2 separate regions of the Homo sapiens genome follow, and region 1 is linked to region 2. The links are chromatin contacts, found by Hi-C or POLR2A ChIA-PET in ENCODE. All regions are on one chromosome and are shown on one strand. The core of a region is the stretch at or near the end of the contact, and the rest is flanking DNA. Distances in the headings are between cores, read along the strand shown. Region 1 overlaps LINC02942 (long intergenic non-protein coding RNA 2942). Region 2 overlaps C1orf116 (chromosome 1 open reading frame 116).

Region 1 (5,287 bases), core at 504-3,003, 280 kb before region 2:
GATTACACCACTGCACTCCAGCCTGGGTGACAGAGTGAGACTCTGGCTGGAAAATTAATAAAAACTATAATGTCATTCTGATGTTAATTACTAAACACTTGTTATGCCTGCTTAGATATTTTCTGCACTATAGTTACTTCCCATATATCATTATCAGTTGTCCTTCAGGGACAGTGTGGTTAAAAATAATCACTCTGGTGACTCACTAAGGTTTTGCAATTTAACCATTTCATGCCCTCTTAAATAGAAGTTATGTTTAAACTGTTTACTTCTTTCATTCTCCATTGTTTTTCTTAAGATTTTTAGCTGGAAAACCGGCCTGAGGAGGTAATCCACAATACAGAAAATTGATTTTGAGCAAAGAGATATTAGGCTTATATAAACAGAGATTTAGAATGTGCTTAAATATCCAACTACACAGGAATGGTTAAAAACCTTTTAGTACATATATACACATTATTAAGTATTATGCAATTATTAGTTATGTATACAAATAAATTTGTAATGGAATATGAAATGTTTTATTAAAATGTTTAAGCAAGGCCAGGTGTGGTGGCCCACGCCTGTAATCCCAGCACTTTGGGAGGCCGAGGTGGGCAGATCACAAGGTCAGGAGATCGAGACCATCCTGGATAACACGGTGAAACCCCGTGTCTACTAAAAATACAAAAAAATTAGCTGGGTGTTGTGGCGGGTGCCTGTAGTCCCAGCTACTCAGGAGGCTGAGGCAGGAGAATAGCATGAACCTGCGAGGCGGAGTTTTCAGTGAGCCAAGATCGGGCCACTGCACTCCAGCCTGGGCGATAGAGTGAGACCCCATCTCAAAAAAAAAAAAAAAAAAAGTTTAAGCAAGAAGAAAATTCAATTGTAACTGTGTATTAACATGGAAACAAAGTTATTCAAAGAAAAGACTGAAAAATGTTTTATTAAAATGTTTAAGCAAGAAGAAAATTATATCTTCTATATATAATATGATAATCAATTGTAACTTTGTATTAACATGGAAACAAAGTTATTCATAGAAAAGACTGAAAAAAAATAACCAAACTAAGGGTATGTGAATAAGTTTGCTGATTTTTTTCTTTGTATATTTTTTCCATATTGAGCATGCTTTATTGTTACATCTAGAAAGCTTTACTTTCATTTTAAAAGAAATCCTGCCAGCCAATTCATAATCATAATAGTTAAGTATTTGATTATGCTATGTTGTAACTTATTGAAACCTAGAAACTCATTTTTTCAAAGCAGATACTCTTACTTGAACTTTTTGAAATTTAATTCCCTTTTAATTATATCTAGCCTTTGTAGTTTGAAAAACTTTTCTCCTTGGTAGAAAGATAAAATGCAAATTGTTTCTGTAAGTCCTTGTGGGACTTCTCATCCAGGATCCAGCCAATTCCACTCTCACTTACCCCAGGCTAGTTTGAGATTTTGATAAATCTTATCCAGACTGCCACAATAAGCCGTTACTTGTTCTCTTCCTGTCAGCTGATTACATGTACAATGTCCAGATTAAGTGCACATGCTCAGCAATCACTTCCCGTTTTCACAAAATAAAGTCCAAGCTTCTTAGTCTGCTTTCAAGGCCATTTATAATTTGTTATTAGGCCTTTCCTGCTTTGATCTCACAGGTTTTATTTGTGGATGAACAAAATGTGCTATGCTCTAGTCAAATTACCTTCCTCGCTGATCCCTGGCATGCTATGGTTACCACCTCTGCGTGTTGATTCACTTACAAGGAATGCCCTCCCCAGCCAGCTGGTCCAATTAAATGCTTCCTTGGCTATCAGTCTGAAGGGTTTGCACTCTCTTCTGATCTCCTAGTGTAATACAGCAATTTCCCCTAAAGTATGCTTGCATTAGTTTGTGACATCTCTTCCAGTATTATGTTGAACTCCTCCTTAAATCATATAAGGTTGTTTAGCTCTGTTTCTTCTTCCCCTCAATTAGATTATAAAGCAATCTGAGACTCCCTCGCCTTCTGCTTGGACTGGAATCCTACCTCCCTCTCTTATGAGCTCCATGACCTGGACAAGTTACTTCATTTTAGTGTGCCTCAGTTTCCTCATTTATATAATAAAATGGAGATAATAATGTCTATCTCATAGAATTAAAAGAGATAATATGTAAAGAACTTGGGACAGTGCCTACTGTACATATAACACCAATTAAATATTAACTGCCATAACTTATTAGAAGGTATTTTAATGTAAGGATTATGTTTCATATTTCTTTATATCTTCCACAACAGTTGGAAAATTTTACTAGGGACTGATGAGTAAAGATTTATATATTTGTTGACTGTTTTATTAACAAGATTAACTTTTGTTAATAAGACTATCCCAAGCAGGCAAATCTTGGGGACTTTATTAATACTCTATGATGTATCAACATTGTATTATGTGCTGTGCATACATTCTTTTACTAAGCATTCACAATAATTCTTTTCCCACATGGCTTTTATATGTGGTTTTAAAAATTTAACTTTAGACTATGTATGCATATGCATGTGTACAGGCAATTTAAAAAGCCAAATAGTACTTTAAGGAAATGAAACAGTAGTTCCCCAACCCAACATCCCTCCAAAAAGTAGAAATATTCAGTAGGTATTATCTGTTGACTTCCTGTTATGAAGATTTTAATTTAACTCTCTTAACACTCCCACATCCTTCCAGCATAATTAATTGCAGTTTGAAATTAACATTGTATTTATTGTATTGGTACTATGTAAAAATTGTTAACAAGTTAGCATGTAGTGTATTATTAATTTCCTTTTTTGTACCAAATTCTTTATACTTTTAGTTGGTAATTGCCTGATTTTGTTGTTTTCTCATTTTTTTAATGTACCTTTTGCTAACTTTGCACAGAACCATATACTTCCTTGAAACATGGTCAAAAACTTTAGACAAACTGTGAGTTCCACTTTTTTCCTTCTTCTTTTCAGAGTACAAACCTCTTGTAGTTCTTCATTGTCATTCACCAGTCTGGACTTTCTGTTACATCATCCTGAGAATTACCTTGCCTCTTTAGTTATTATTGTTGGATGCCTGGCTTCTTGAACTCTTGTCTTCCTTTTCTTATATTTCTCCGCATTTCGAAGGTGTGTATTCTCCAATAGCTTCCTGGAAAAAAAGGGGCATGGGGAGGTAATTTTCTTTTTTAGATTTTTTTAAATTTTGAAAAGGCTTTTATTCTGCCTACAAACTTGATCGATAGTTAGTCTAGGTCTTAAAATCTAAGTTGAAACCATTTTCCTTAGGATTTTGAAGGCATTTCTCCAATTGACATCTAATTTCAGAATTACTTTCAGAATATTAATGTCATTCTGATTCTTAATTCTTTATGTTTGATTCACTTTTATTCTATTGAAAGTTATGGTTTTGTCTCTAAACTTGGAACTCCGAAATTTTAATCACAATGTGCCTTGTGTTAGTCTGTTTCCATTCACTATGCTGAACCATTCAGTCTAGAAATTTGTGCCTTCCAATTTTGGAAACTATTATTATATTATTATTTTGATAATTTTTTTCAGTATACTCTTTTTAGAACTCTTATTAGTCAGACTGTTAATCTTTTTTTTCTTTTTTTTTTTTTTTTTTTTTTTTGAGACGGAGTCTCGCTCTGTCGCCCAGGCCGGACTGCGGACTGCAGTGGCGCAATCTCGGCTCACTGCAAGCTCCGCTTCCCGGGTTCACGCCATTCTCCTGCCTCAGCCTCCCGAGTAGCTGGGACTACAGGCGCCCGCCACCGCGCCCGGCTAATTTTTTGTATTTTTAGTAGAGACAGGGTTTCACCTTGTTAGCCAGGATGGTCTCGATCTCCTGACCTCATGATCCACCCGCCTCGGCCTCCCAAAGTGTCAGACTGTTAATCTTAGAACTCCTATTAGTTCTCTAAACCTTGTATCTTTTCTATTTTTGTTTCTCATCTTGTTATATTTTCTTAAAATTTCTCAACTTTTATCCAGTGCTTCTGTTGAACTTTTATTATTGCTGTAATATTTGTAATTTCCATGAGCTCTTACTTATTCTCTGAATGTTTTTAACCAGCATTATTTACTCATTTAACATATATAATATCTTCTTTTATATGTGATGATATTAAATATACAGGATTTTGCTTTGTTTTGACGGTGGTTTGTTTTCTTCTTCTGTTTGCATTGTCTGTCTTCCGAGTTTCTTTTTGTCCGTGTTTGTTAGTTTTGTTCTCTGTATTTCATGTTGGAGGCCTCCTCAAGCATCTTATGATCCATAATGTTTCCTTCAATATTTACAAATGAGACTCCAACAAGCTAGTTGTAAACTGTGTGTGTTTCCTGGTTGGCTTCAGTGTAGGGTTATTGGGTTGGGAACTTGACAGTGTGGGAAACAACCCCATATGTTAGCATCTAAAAGTATTTTCTCTTAGTCTCATTCATTTCCCTAAAAAGAAATCCTCTGAAGTCTCACCTGGAATGGAACAGAGAGGTATAAGCCTGGCTACCAACATTCTGGGATCTTAGTCTCACCAGGGAGTTACAGGTCTCACCATTCAATGTTTGCCTTTCCTACCCTTCTTCTTTCACTGTCAGTTTTCCTAGAGTTGAGAACTACTCTGATTTTGATTTTTCCATTTAATGCCCCTTGCCTCTTCTCTGGATAGGAGAAATGGCAAAAACCTTCTTTGTCAAACAGCACTTCAATTAGAAGCAAAACCATTAGTGCTTTGTGCGCACATTGAGCAACTGGGATCCTTCAGGATTGGCTGCTCTCGAGAAAGAAAGCTTCCCACGGGTCACCACACCCCACCCCACTACTTTATCCACAGGGAAGCAGCTGTATCAAATGGCCAATGGTCCTAGTTCCTGGCAGAAAGTAAAAGCATGATAATAGTCTCCTAAATGCTCTGCATATGAGAAGCGTCCTTCAGGTCTGTCGACTTTATATACACTTTCAACTGATCCTCCTATTTTCAGTTTAATTCCTAATCTCCAAAGGTTCTTTGTGCCTCCAATTTCTGAGCCTTTCTGGGGTTCTGCAGCATAAACAGACTGGCTACAGGCAGGAAGGTTTTAGCTTTCTACTTTCTGCTAAATCGGTAACAATTCAAACACCTTTCTGCATCTCCTCTGCCATTTATTCTTTTGTGTTTTTATGCCTTTAAAAAATTATTTTTAATTTTAGTTAAAATGACACTGTAATTTTAGTGGCATTTTGAGAAAGAGTGAAAATAAATACGAATAGTCACTTATTTTTTCAACAGAAGTCACTATATATATATATACATATACTATGTATATGTGTTACTG
Region 2 (4,897 bases), core at 2,006-4,505:
AATTCTGGCTCTCCTCCAACTCTCTGTTTGATCTTGGAACTGTCTTTTCATCTTAATTCTTTTAGAATTTCATTTTAACATAGCAGACTCACTTCTGGCCTGCCATCTCCAGTGGAGTATTTCCCACAAACAGCCACATCAAAATCCTTGGGACTTTCAGAGGGAAGATGGCACTGCCTTCCTTTGCTACTACTATTGTTACAATGACATTGAAACTTTTTTTCCCTAAGGAATTAGAGTTGGGAGGAAGCTACATGGGACATTTCTCTTGTTCATTTGACATAGGCTAGGGAATCTCATTGGGAATGTGTGCAACAACAGAGGCACTAGAAAGAAAGAGATTCACTAGAAAGAAAATAGGTTTGTGTCAACCACTGCAGGTGCCCTGTTCATGCCTCCAGGCTAGGGAGTTAAAGATGGGTATCGTAGCGGTGGTTGTGATGATGTTGATGATATTGACTGTGATAGCAGGTGACAATTTGCTCTGTGCAAAGTGTTTTAAACGTTCTCACAATAACCCCATGAGGTAGGTATTATTAAGGGACCTGTTTCTTCTCTCAAGTCTACAGTCTCCCATCAAACCAGAACCCTTCTTTTCTGAGATCCTGTTTCTCTTGTTTCAATTTAGTTTGATCCTAGATAGATCTTGTCTTTTTCTTGTTACAAGAACAATAATAGTTAATTATTGACTCATGAGGTCTTAGGGTATTTACTACCAACTAAACTGTGCTAACTGTTCTCTCATTTAATCCTTATACTAACATTATTTAATGAGGAAAAACAGACTCAGAGTAATTTGCCCCAAGTCACATAACTGTAAATGGCTAAACTGGGATTTGAGCCCAGACCCAACTAACTCCAGAACCCAAGGTATTGACGCCTGTAATATTTATTGCTTATAGTAATGAAAATGTAGATTAAGCTCCTTGGTTCAGAGAAAAATGTAAGAGAAGTAGTAGAAGCTTCTTTCTGACTAGACTGCCTCTCCACCAACTAAGTCTGTCCTTCTGCATGTATTTAAGCCAGCTTCAGGGTCCTTCCATGCAGGCCGGGGGTGTCGGGCAGTGGCTGTTCATGCCCCCCTTCCAGCTCTCTGCTTGCTTGGTGTCCTTCCCGCCATGCCGCCCAGGGCCTGGGCAGAGCCTTGCCGAAGCCTCGGCTCATGTGTGGCTTTGATTCTTCTCTTTTCAGGCCCGGCTTGGGACATTGTTCACTTCCCCTCGCTTCCCCTCTAGAAGCCCCCTTTGCCATCCCTGCACCTTGTTTCGGGTGATGCCCGAGAGGGAGCTGTGGCCAGCGGGGACTGGCTCAGAACCCGTGACCCGTGTCGGCAGCTGTGACAGCATGATGAGCAGCACCTCCACCCGCTCTGGATCTGTACGTAATACTCTCCCTCCCGCAACCTGGTCTGCTCTCTGCACACCTGCCCTGCCCTGCCCTGCCCTATCCTTTCCTGCCACCCATCCTGGCTCACTGCACCTTCTCTTTCATTGTTGGGGAGTGATTCACAACACCAGTGGGTGCTTTCTGCCTGAGTCAGCCCTGGCTCTATAGAGAATAGGATGGGACGACCTTAGAGAGCAACTGGGCAAATGAGACTTTTTCCGCCGATTTTCATTAGGTTGGGGGTTGGGTTGAGCAGAGAGAGTAGGCCTGTAATCTGAGGTCATGGTGGAAACCAGAACATAGATTCTTGTAGCACATGGATTATTGAAGTTCTCTGCAATGAGCAGCATTACTTTAGTCTCTTACAAAGATCAAAGAAAATAGGTAATTAGGAGCCTAGGTTCTGGAACCAAACAGATTTAAGTTCTCTACTTATAAGCTGTATGACCTTGGGCAAATTACTTAATTTCTCTAAGCTTTAGCCTCCTCAGTTTTCAAATGGGATACTTAGTGTTCATACCCAATTCAATTTGTGGGGAGTAAATGTGATACAGGTAAAGCACCTAGCATATGCCTCTATATAGAAAAGAATCAGCCTTTCTAGGAGCAGAGACTGAGAATCTTCCAAAGTCACTGTGTTTAGCTACTTGTGAGTGGCATTTAATAAACTGTAATTTTTCTGGGCATGAATTTAAATCTCAGTTGTTGTGAGGCTGGTGTGAAAGAGTAAATCTGTGCTGCATCCAGACGCAAACATTTGTTGTTCATGCTTGTCACATACATAAGAATCATAGAGAATTTATGCTTTTTTGCATTGTATCCTATAGAGGTATTTGAAAATTTAAGGGTGTCTACTGAATGTCAAGATGTTTAAGACAACCAGTGGATTTTGATATGTAAAAATAGAGTAGAGAAAGAAACACACATGCACAAATCCAAAGTGCAGACAATCATACAAATTTCATTTTGACCCTAGATAATGGGGCTGTGGAGACGTCTTTCTATGTCTTTTAGGCTGAGGCCAACGTGAATAGTCACATAGCATTGGACACAGAATGTGACAGGGATTAAAGGTTTTCAAAGTGAATCATTCATGAAGGAGAAACTCAGAGTCAGCTTATCCTTGGCAAGGCTATTTTAGGAGGAAGAGGACAATAAAGATATTTTTCTTCAAGAAACTCTTGGCGTCAGCTTCAGAGCTTCCAGGGGCTATATTTGGGGCTTGCTTTAACATGTAGGCCCACATGCGAAAGGAAGTTCCAGAGGCAAATGGAAGGGTTATTCTGCAACCCTCTCCCCTCCCTCCAGGATATTTTTAGAGCTGTCTCAAAATCTTTCCTGGCCATCTGAGTGGGCCTGAAGAATATACAACTCTGAAGTGTCCCAAATATTAGGAAAAGGGCTGGAGATGCCAAGAAGAGACTTGGCCCAAATTTCTTATATTCCAATTTGCCCTTTTGTTTTCCCTTCAACCTCCTCTGTGGAAGAGCAACTATTCCAGCAAACTTCTAGCCCCATACAACATAGACAGTAACTGTCTGAGATGACCATTATTATTTTCTTCCAAAAACCTCTATGTACTCTCTCATAATGAATATGATCTACTTTAAGATCTACTTAATATTTAATACTAAGCTGCTTTTCCCTCCTCCCATACCATCCAGTTTCTCCACCAACCTCCCCCTTTAAGTTAATATTTGCTTTAGAAATGCACACTTACTTGAACATTAGCCAGAGCCAAATGTCATCAAGAAAGTAAATGTACAAGGGGAAAAATTCCCGTATGGAATGCATTTCAAAGTCAAGTACAAATCATTTAGTACATTTATCTGTGGCCAGTCATGCCACAGTTCCTACTGGCCTGGCAGCTCATAGCTGGCTTCATTTCCTGCTTTTCCTCATACTGCCCTTGACATACCAGATCAAGTATGCAGAAGTACTTTTAAAAGTTAAAAGCAATACCACTGAAGTTTCAGGTCAAATTGTTATGTTGCACTTCTTATTTGGAGCTAAATCAGAGGTGCTCAAAGTGAGATGTTTGACAAAGGCTGTCAAACATTGAAACTTGGGACTGCTTCTAATCTGTGCCCCTAAGCATTCAAGCCAGGACTGAGCAAAAGAAAGGCCCCTGCCATGTGCCTGCCCAGCTCCAGAGCTGGGCGCTAGTGGGCCAGCCTCCTGACAGACTCTGCCCTCCCTGGTGCCTACAGTTTCAGGAGGCAACTCCAGCAGCTTTGCAGAGTAGCAGGAGGGAAAGGTTTCCAGCTCTTCAGCATTCCTTCCTCTCTGCAGGGTGGTTCTCAGGCCCCGCCAGTTTCTGCGGAGGGAGCGCTTTCTCACAGCTCTCTCTCCCTCTCCTGTTCTTCTTCTCGCCCTCCCCCCCGCCTCCCCGCCCCCGCCCCCAACCCCAAACCCAACAGAGTGATAGCAGCTACGACTTCCTGTCCACTGAAGAGAAGGAGTGTCTGCTCTTCCTGGAGGAGACCATTGGCTCACTGGACACGGAGGCTGACAGCGGACTGTCCACTGACGAGTCTGAGCCAGCCACAACTCCCAGAGGTTTCCGAGCACTGCCCATAACCCAACCCACTCCCCGGGGTAAGGCAGACCCTCTGGGGTGGAACCCCAGCAAAACCCAGAAAATCAATATGTCCCCTCCGGCCACTTTCTACCTCGCCTGCCCTCTACCCCAAGGGTCACAGGCAGAAGAAGGTGTAGCCACACTCCTCACCACTCTCCTGGCTAGAACAGAGCCTTGTCCCTGGAGGGAAGGAGGGACCCCTGGCAAGCCAGCTTCCTATGTCTGTCTATGAAGTATCAGAGCTCTAGAAGGGAAAGGGGTTTGACCAGCTCCCATTCTCCTGTGGAAAAATTCTAAAGAGATATGACCGCAGAGGCGGGGGAGGGAGTCAGGGAGGGCTGGGTGGTTGGCTCTGGAGAGACTGAGTCAGTCTAGAGAGCTAATCTGGGTGACACAGAGGACAAGGGTAGGAGAGATAAGGAGAAGGAAGGGCTCCCCAGCTGCAGTGGGAAGTACCTCAAGGCCCTCGTTAGAGAGCGTGGAAAGCCAGTGGTATTCAGGCTCAGCAGAAGGGGAACAAAACAACACACAAGTGTGGCCATGACTGTGGGGCCACATGTCCCAGGGTGTGAGAAACCTTTTACTCCTGAGGACAGTCCCGCTGGTATTGGGGCTGCAGTTTTGTGTTGTTTCATTTAGCAAATATTTATTAACAAGTAGTTAGACCTTCCCTGGAGCTAGAGCTATAAATGGGGACGTAGGGCTTTCCTGCTCCATGAGGCTGATTCACTGGCCCAGGGGGCCTGATGTACCTGCCTAGCTCACTGGAAGGAAAGGAGTCACTTTCTGGTGTGGGGACACTATGGCTATTACAGAATTATCCACATGCTCATAGAAAGTGCAAGTAGAAGGCAGAAGCCTGGTTGAATCAAGAGCAAATCACTTATTCAGAGGCTTGCATTGGGCTCAGTTATCTGGGAGGCCCAAAAT

Evidence for each region. Hi-C counts contacts between places; a loop is a spot of excess contacts on that map. ChIA-PET counts read pairs that join two places held with the same protein, here RNA polymerase II (POLR2A).
Region 1: a map of PC-3 shows a loop between it and region 2 (2.7-fold over the local background). The contact joins two enhancer-like sites. A Hi-C loop is called at or near these places in 1 of 168 maps with a recorded cell type or tissue (PC-3). POLR2A ChIA-PET finds 5 or more read pairs at or near these places in 1 of 52 experiments (MCF 10A).

What each region holds. Positions count from the first base shown.
Region 1 is chr1:207,306,302-207,311,588 of GRCh38, reverse strand. LINC02942 (long intergenic non-protein coding RNA 2942) reads right to left here. Exons shown (of 4, transcript NR_186170.1): 4 at 1-3,122. The region is part of intron 1 of LOC107985251 (a long non-coding RNA gene); the gene reads left to right. Among named protein-coding and RNA genes, the nearest start is that of CD55, 13 kb to the left of the region's middle. Within about 2 kb of position 1,753, at least 14 of the 41 ENCODE cell types and tissues checked have a DNase peak (open chromatin) inside an H3K27ac peak, as active enhancers do; they include PC-3, where a contact is called at or near this core.
Region 2 is chr1:207,023,974-207,028,870 of GRCh38, reverse strand. C1orf116 (chromosome 1 open reading frame 116) reads left to right here. Exons shown (of 4, transcript NM_023938.6): 2 at 1,192-1,377; 3 at 3,807-3,984. The coding sequence starts at 1,273. Among named protein-coding and RNA genes, the nearest start is that of C1orf116, 6.3 kb to the left of the region's middle. Within about 2 kb of position 3,255, at least 13 of the 41 ENCODE cell types and tissues checked have a DNase peak (open chromatin) inside an H3K27ac peak, as active enhancers do; they include PC-3, where a contact is called at or near this core.